2 separate regions of the Homo sapiens genome follow, and region 2 is linked to region 1. A link is a contact called in ENCODE Hi-C or POLR2A ChIA-PET data. All regions are on one chromosome and are shown on one strand. The core of a region is the stretch at or near the end of the contact, and the rest is flanking DNA. Distances in the headings are between cores, read along the strand shown. Region 1 overlaps ELL (elongation factor for RNA polymerase II). Region 2 has its middle 44 kb from the start of HOMER3.

What was found. Hi-C counts contacts between places; a loop is a spot of excess contacts on that map. ChIA-PET counts read pairs that join two places held with the same protein, here RNA polymerase II (POLR2A). Pooled maps may share reads with other maps.
Region 2: a loop to region 1 is called in a map of A673, with 2.9 times the contacts of the local background. The contact joins two enhancer-like sites. A Hi-C loop is called at or near these places in 1 of 168 maps with a recorded cell type or tissue (A673), 1 of 37 single-sample maps with no recorded cell type and 3 of 50 pooled maps. POLR2A ChIA-PET finds 5 or more read pairs at or near these places in 1 of 52 experiments (OCI-LY7).

Annotation. Positions count from the first base shown.
Region 1 is chr19:18,467,620-18,471,438 of GRCh38, forward strand. The region is part of intron 2 of ELL (elongation factor for RNA polymerase II); the gene reads right to left. Among named protein-coding and RNA genes, the nearest start is that of ISYNA1, 31 kb to the left of the region's middle. RefSeq lists an enhancer at 1,102-1,739 and silencers at 1,903-2,012, 2,053-2,102. Within about 2 kb of position 1,757, at least 13 of the 41 ENCODE cell types and tissues checked have a DNase peak (open chromatin) inside an H3K27ac peak, as active enhancers do.
Region 2 is chr19:18,983,440-18,987,258 of GRCh38, forward strand. No RefSeq gene overlaps it. Among named protein-coding and RNA genes, the nearest start is that of HOMER3, 44 kb to the left of the region's middle. Within about 2 kb of position 2,077, at least 6 of the 41 ENCODE cell types and tissues checked have a DNase peak (open chromatin) inside an H3K27ac peak, as active enhancers do.

The DNA.
Region 1 (3,819 bases), core at 507-3,006:
CCACCACACAACCACACACACACACACACACACACACACACACACACACACACAAACACAACCCCTCCACACACAATCTCCCCACACACAATCCCCCACAACCACACAATCCCCACACACACACAAACACAACCCCTCCACACACAATCTCCCCACACACAACCCCCCACAACCACACAATCCCCCCACACACACAAACACAACCCCTCCACACACGATCTCCCTACACACAACCCCCCACAACCACACAATCCCCCCCACACACAAACACAACCCCTCCATACACAATCTCCCCACACACAACCATACACACACAATACCCAACACATAGCGCCACACATACAACCACCCCGACAGCACCACACACAACCTCCCCCACACACAAACACAACCCACACACACAACCCACACATGCACAACCCCCACACACACAGCCACACACAAACCCCTCCACACCAAACCCCTCCACACACAAACCCCTACACACAACCACACAAACACAACCCAGACATAAACCCCCACACAGCCACACAAACACAACTCACACATAACCACACACACAACCACAACCCACACAAACACAACCCCCACACACACAAACAATCCATACACACACACACACACAAACACAATCCATACACACAGAAACACAACCTCCCACACACAAACAACCACACACGCCCTGAAGCCTCAGCCAGAGCCATGTGGGTGACCCTGGCCATCCAGATCTGTCCTGCTTCGACGCCACTGAGGTGTTTTTTCACCCAACACACACAGGTGCCACCCTGCCCTGCCTGCACCTCCCTTCCCAGATGTGACTTTTATTCTCGTTCATACAAGAAACTGGAAACACGCTGCTGGGATGAGGGAAGCTCAAGTTTGTGAGAGGCTCTGTGGTGGCCAGGTGCACAGGTGACATGGTGACCCAGAATGAGCCAGCCAGGGAAGCTGGGGACCACACGTCCAGGGAAACCAAAAAGAGTGGCTGTGGGAACCTGAGCCTGGCCTGGGTGGCTCTCCCGCCCTCCTCTGTCATCTCTTTAACCCCCACTGCCCCCTGTGGTCCTGGCCTGAGGCCCAAGTTGCCAGTGGCTCCTGCCCCACAGTGACTAAGGGCTGGGCACCCTCACGTGCAGCCCTGTCCCAGGAAAACCCCAGCTCCACCCAGGTTGGCAGGACTCATTCTGTCACCCTGGCTTCAGGGGAGATGCCACTCAGCAGAGAGCTGGCAGTGAGACCAGGCCACTGCCTGTGGCCTGGGGCAGCTGTACACCCAGTCAGCACTGACAGGGCCCCCCTGCCTGAGCCTGCCCAGCAACCTTGCTTCTCTGTGGGTAGGGGCTTCATAGTGGCCCTTCACCCTGCTTGGATCTTTTCCACACAGGTGTAGACATCTGCCCCCCAAACTCCATCCTAGAAGCAGGGGCCAGGTGCAGAGCCCAGGGCCAGGTGTGCAGCTGTGGCGGGGAGTAGGGGCTGCATGAAGGGGGGTGACACAGGCCTCAAAGCTGATGCTCGGGAGAGTGTCGTGCTGCTGGCGAAAAGGGGAAGACACACAGAGGGCATGGCGGTTGGCGTCCTTCAGGATGCAGGGGTGAGAAGGTGGGGAGAGTGTTAGGAAAGGTTTCCCGGAGCCAGACACCGAGGTTCTCACAGGCCCTGCCTCCCCTAGCACACGAAGCGCTATGGAGCCCTCTGATTAACGGGCTGTTTTGCTGCTGGTTAATGGTTACCAGCCCGGGACCGTGGGGAAGCCAGCGGGATGGGAGCAGCCCAGGAATGCGGCCACTTTCTTCGCACTAGCCAAGAGCTTGCCCGGGTTCTGGGACAAGGTTTGAAACGCAGCCCCTGCTCAGCCTTCTGAATGGGGTCTTGGTTGCTCCTTGGGGACTGCTCATGGGCCCAGTGACCCACGTACCAGTGGGCTGCCATGGGGCCCTCAGATGGCCCACGCACAGCAGGTCTGGGTATGTCTGAGGTCAGTCCCGGCTCCAGGTTATAGGGTGTGGGGAGGAGTTGCCATAAACCTAAGCACTAGTCCATGCTCACAGACACAGAGCCCAGGCCACAGGGGCTCATCCTAGGCGCTTCCGCAGGGCCCAAAGGCCCGCTCTGCCCTTCCCGCTGACCTGACCATGGCCACCAGGGGGCGTTGCTTCCACCACCGCTCAAGTCCCTGCCAGAGTCCGTTCATCTCTTCCCTTTGAAATCCATCCCAAATTGGGGCCTGCTGCACTCCCCACCTGACCCCAGACAGGAGCTTGGGCGATGCTGGCTGACTGGATCCATGAAGGAACACCATCCAGGGGGCGTTCCGACAACGATGAGCCCAGTGCAGGCTCTGTGGCAGGCTGCCGGCAGCATGGCCCAGGACCAAGAGCCCCAAAGCTAACAGCCCACTAAAGTGAAGCAGCTGGCCAGGCGCGGTGGCTCCCGCCTATAATCCCAGCACTTTGGGAGGCTGAGGTGGGTGGATCACCTGAGGTCAGGAGTTCGAGACCAGCCTGGCCAACATGGCAAAACCCTGTCTCTAGAAGGAGGTTAGCTGTGTAGCCACCCCAGGTCTCTCTCAGTGACTTGGGCCCCTGCTACACATGTTATTAGGCTCCAGGTCAAGGCACATGGCATGCTGCACGCAAGGACACCACTGTGTGCTTCGGCCATGGCCAGGCTGCAGTGTGTCATCTGACGGGCTCGCTGAGATGGGGGTTGGGGATGAGGGGCCCCCCCACTGCTCAGGTTGGGGTAGAGGGGCATGGGTGGTCAGGCAGCAGCAGAAGGCACAGAGTGACTGCTGTAGGACACCAGAGGGCACTGTGGGGCTGCTCTGGCAGCAAGCCCAGGCCAGCCCGCCCCTGCCCCCAACCTCTGACCCCTGAGAGAATGTCCTGGGGAAGGTAAAAAGGAGGTGGCCAAAGGGTGACCACAAGACCCAACTGGGGCTGATGGAAGTGTGGGGTTGTGTCAACTGGCTAGGCTGCAGCCCCTGGAGATTCATTATTCCATGACATCCCGTCTAGGGGTGCCCTGGAGGTACTCTGTGGACATGGTTACCATCCACAAACCAGATACTGAAAGCAAGTAAAGGAGATGACCCTCGATGGTCTGGGTGGTCCCATCGAATCAGCCCAAGGCCTTAAGAGGGAAACTGGCTGGGGTTTGGCAGGAGGAGGAAGAAACTCTGCCTGAGGACTGCTCCATCAGCTCCTACTGGAGGTCTGCAGCCAGCCCTGAGGGTTACAGACTCCCCAGCCCACAGTCGTCTGAGCCCACTGCTTGCAATGCATCTTTTTATCAGCACACACAGACACACGTCTCCTAGAGGCTCCATGTCTCTGCAGAACCCTGGGCTGCACCTGGAAGCCCATGGATCATCATGTCCATATCCCCACATCCAGCTGTGCAGAGCTCTCAGGCTGTGGACAGAAATTGATTTAGGTACAACATGGTAACTCTAAAAGAAAAAAAAAAAGTTGGGTGCAGTGGCTCACACCTGTAATTCTAGCACTTTGGGAGGCCAAGGTGGGAAGATCATTTGAGCCTAGAAGTTCAAGACCAGCCTGGACAACATAATGAGACTCCGTCTTTACAAAAATAAAAATAAAATTTGCCTAGCATGGTAGTGTACACCAGTAGTCCCAACTACTTGAGAAGCTGAGGTGGGAGGATCCCTTGAGCCCAAGAGTTCAAAGCTGAAGTAAGCTATGGTTGTGCCACTGCACTCCAGCCTCGGCAACAGAGAGACTCATCTCTTAAAAAACAAAACAAGGCTGGGCGTGGTGGCTCACCTGTAATCCCAGCACTTTGGGAGGCTGCAGC
Region 2 (3,819 bases), core at 827-3,326, 520 kb after region 1:
TCCCACCTGCCTGCCCCAGAGAGTTGTTAACCAACGTCTCTGGGCCTCAGTTTCCTCGTCTGTAAAGGGAGCTGTGGTTGCCTAAGGTGAAAGGAGCACAGGTGCCAAGCGTTCTTTGCCATGCCTGGCGCTATAAGATATCCAGTGCTATCTAGGGATGCCCCCCGGGTGCCCACCCTGGACTCCTGCTTACTTGGACTTGGATAAAAGAAGGTTTTCTGGCCAGGTGCAGTGGTTCATGCCTGTAATCCCAACACTTTGGGAGGCAGAGGCGGATGGATCATCTGAGGTCAGGAGTTCAAGACCAGCCTGAGCAACATGGTGAAACCCCATCTCTACTAAAAATACAAAAATTAGCCAGGTATGGTGGTGCCTGCCTGTAGTCCTAGCTACTTGGGAGGCTGAGGCAAAATAATTGCTTGAAACTGGGAGGTGGGGGTTACAGGGGGTTGCAGTGAGCCCAGATTGAGCTGCTGTACTCCACCAGCCTGGGCAACAGAGTGAGACTCTGTCTCAAAAAAAAAAAAAAAAAAAAAAAAAAAAAAAAAAGAAGAAGAAGAAGAAGAAGGTTTTCTGCGTTCTGAGGGACTTAGTTGCTCCCAGACATCTCTGCCTCTTGCAACAACCTGCCAAGAACGTGGAGAGCCAGAAAGGAGAGGGTGAACATCTCTGGACTGAAACAGGGAAACTGTCAAAGGCTCTAGAGTAGGCAGGTGGGACGTCCAAGCCAGAAAGGACAGGTTTGCTCTGGGTTCCTTGCAAGTGACCTCCATGGGGTTCGGGGCTGAGACGGAGCCTACAACGTTGTCTAAGGCCACATTTCAGACAACTGCCAGAGAATGGTTGTTTTACCAAATAGCTGGCCAGCACACGGGGTCTATGTCTCTGTGTCTTTTGGCTAGGTTATTCACACCCCACCCTCGTCAGCTGTCAGGGTTACCCTGGGGAATGTCAATTCCAGGCACTTCTGGTTCCAGTGGGCATTCAGGCAAAGGGTGCTCCAGCAGCCCAGGGTAGCCCTGATACCCTGCACAGGTGCCTGCCATTAAATGGGGCTGGAACCGAGGGGTATAGATGGAACAGTTCAGAATTGCTTTCATTCCTGCCCTGCCCTTCCAGACTGCTCTTTTAAAAGGTGTAAATCAGGCCAGGCATGGTGATACATGCCTGTAGTCCCAGCTACTCAGGAGGCTAAGGCTGGAGGATCATTTCAGCCCAGGAGGTCAAGGCTGCAGAGAGCTATGATCATGCCACTGTACTCCAGCCTGGGCTACAGAGTGAGATGCCGTCTTAAAAATAATAATGATAATGATGATAAATTTTTTGTTTGTTTTTGAGACAGAGTCTTACTCTGTCACTCAGGCTGGAGTGCAGTGACGCCATCCCGGCTCGCTGCAACCTCCACTTTCCGGGTTCAAGTGATCTTCTCGCCTCAGCCTCCCGAGTAGCTGGAACTATGTGTGTGTACCACCATGCCTGGCTAATTTTTGTATTTTTAGTACAAACGGAATTTTGCCGTCTTGCCCAGGCTGGTCTCAAACTCCTGACCTCAAGCGATCCGTCTGCCTTGGCCTCCCAAAGTGCTGGGATTACAAGCATGAGCCACCGCACCATGACAAAAGCCCCTCTCTACTAAAAAATACAAAAATTAGCTGGGCATGGTGGCGCGTGCCCATAGTCCCGGCTACTCAGGAGGCTGAGGTGGGAGGATTGCGTGAATCTTGGAGGTGGAGGTTGCAGTAAGCCGAGATGGCACCACTACACTCCAGCCTGGGCGACAGAGTAAGACCCTGTCTCAAAACGAAAACCAACAAATAAAAATGTGTGGTGAATGAATGAATGAATGAATGAGTGAACAGACAAGATGTAAAAAGCCGATCAGAGCCTCTGCCAAGGAGATGTCAGAGGGTTTTTCACAGCAGCCTTTGAACAATGGCCCTGGGAGGAAGCCAGGCTTATTTCCCCATTTGACACAGGAAGAAACTGTCTTGGTTCAAATCTGATCCTTTTTTCTCCTAAGACCACAGCTGCCTCCGAAACAAAGGCCGACAATTGCTGCCAGCAAGTGCTTTGCTGTTTTTACTTCCTCTAAACATTCTTCAGTGGATTTTCCTTTCAAACTGGTTGTAAGGAGGCACATGGCTGGGTGTTGGTGGGGGGTGGCACCCCTGCCCGGACCCCACACGCTTCCCTACCACGTGGCCGGTTTGGAGTAGACCCATCTTTGTGCTGAAACACAGCCCAACATTGCCATATACGGGGGGCTTGTCTACATTTTACAAGATTTTTACAAAAATGATGCTACACTTTGCAAATGGATTTATTTTTTTTGAGACAAGGTCATACTCTGTCACCCAGGCTGGAGTGCAGTGGTACAATCACAGCTCACTGCAGCCTTGACCTCCCGGGCTCAAGTGATCCTTCCTCCTCAGCCTCCCAAGTAGGTGGGACTACAGGCATGTGCCACCATGCCCGGCTAGGGTTTCTTTTTTTTTTAATAGAGATGGGGTCTTGTTACGTTGCCCAGGCTGGCCTTGAATTCCTGGCCTCAAGCAGTGCTCTTTCCTCTCCCTCCTAAAGTGCTGGGATTGCAGGTGTGAGCCACCACGCCCAGCTTGGAACATCTTTATTTTAAGATGAGCATGCTGGGGCCTCAGGGAGTGAAGTGAATTTTCCAAAGTCACTCGTTGTGACCAGGACACTGGAGTCAAGGCCCTTTCATCATGTCATGGGGTCTAGGTAAGGACTCAGGAAACTTCATTTATTTATTTATAGATAGAGTTTTGCTTTTGTAGCCCAGGCTGGAGTACAGTGGTGCGATCTCGGCTCACTGCAACCCCCGCCTCCTGGATTCACGCGATTCTCCTGCTTCGGCCTCCGGAATAGCTGGGATTACAGGCATGCACCACCACACCCAGCTAATTTTTGCATTTTTAGTAGAGACGAGGTTTCACCATGTTGGCCAGGCTGGTCTCGAACTCCTGACCTCAGGTGATCTGCCTGCCTCGGCCTCCCAAAGTGCTGGGATTACAGGCGTGAGCCACCACGCCTGGCCTTTGTTTTAAGGAGGAGGAGTCAGCCAATGGGATGCCTCAAGGACTGGGTCCACTGACACAGAACAATGGAAACAGATCAGCGATGTCTGAGTTCACAGCATGCGGGTGCTGCTCCTAAGAACCCTTCTGTAGATGCTACTGTTCTCCCCATTTGCAAATGAGGAAGCTGACACTCAGAGATGTGGATCACCCGCCCCAGGTTACACAGCACAGAGAGGACATGTTAGGACTGAGGATTCAAATTCTTAAGGTTTGCTTTCCTCCTGGCAAAAGCAAGTCATGAAGGCGTGGAAGCTGAAATCTCGAGGCTAACGCTCCCCTTTTCACACCTGGCCACAAGCTGCAAGAACTGGGAGTTGGTGCTCCCATGAGTCCAACCTGAGGATTCGCTGGAGAAAAATTCAGCCAAGAAAAGCTCAGCTCGTGAGGTCCCCCTCCTGGGCTGTGAAGGAAGCGGATAGTGCCAGTCATTACAGAGCCGCAATTCCTGAGTGTTAAAGTTCTCAGGGCCATGAGTATGGACTTCGTGGGAAATAGAAGCACCGTGTAGACCTATGCATGTGTGTATGTCTGTGTGCATACGTGTGCATGTCTCTGTGTATGTATGTGCATGTGTGCACGCATTCGCACATGGCGTTGCACAGGGTGTGTCCATGTGTACGCAAGTGTGTGTATATAGGGAGCTTCTAAATCAGATGAAACCAACTGGAAATCCGGATACTGATGTTTAGAATTCAAGCTCTGGAGTCAGACTGCCCCAGGC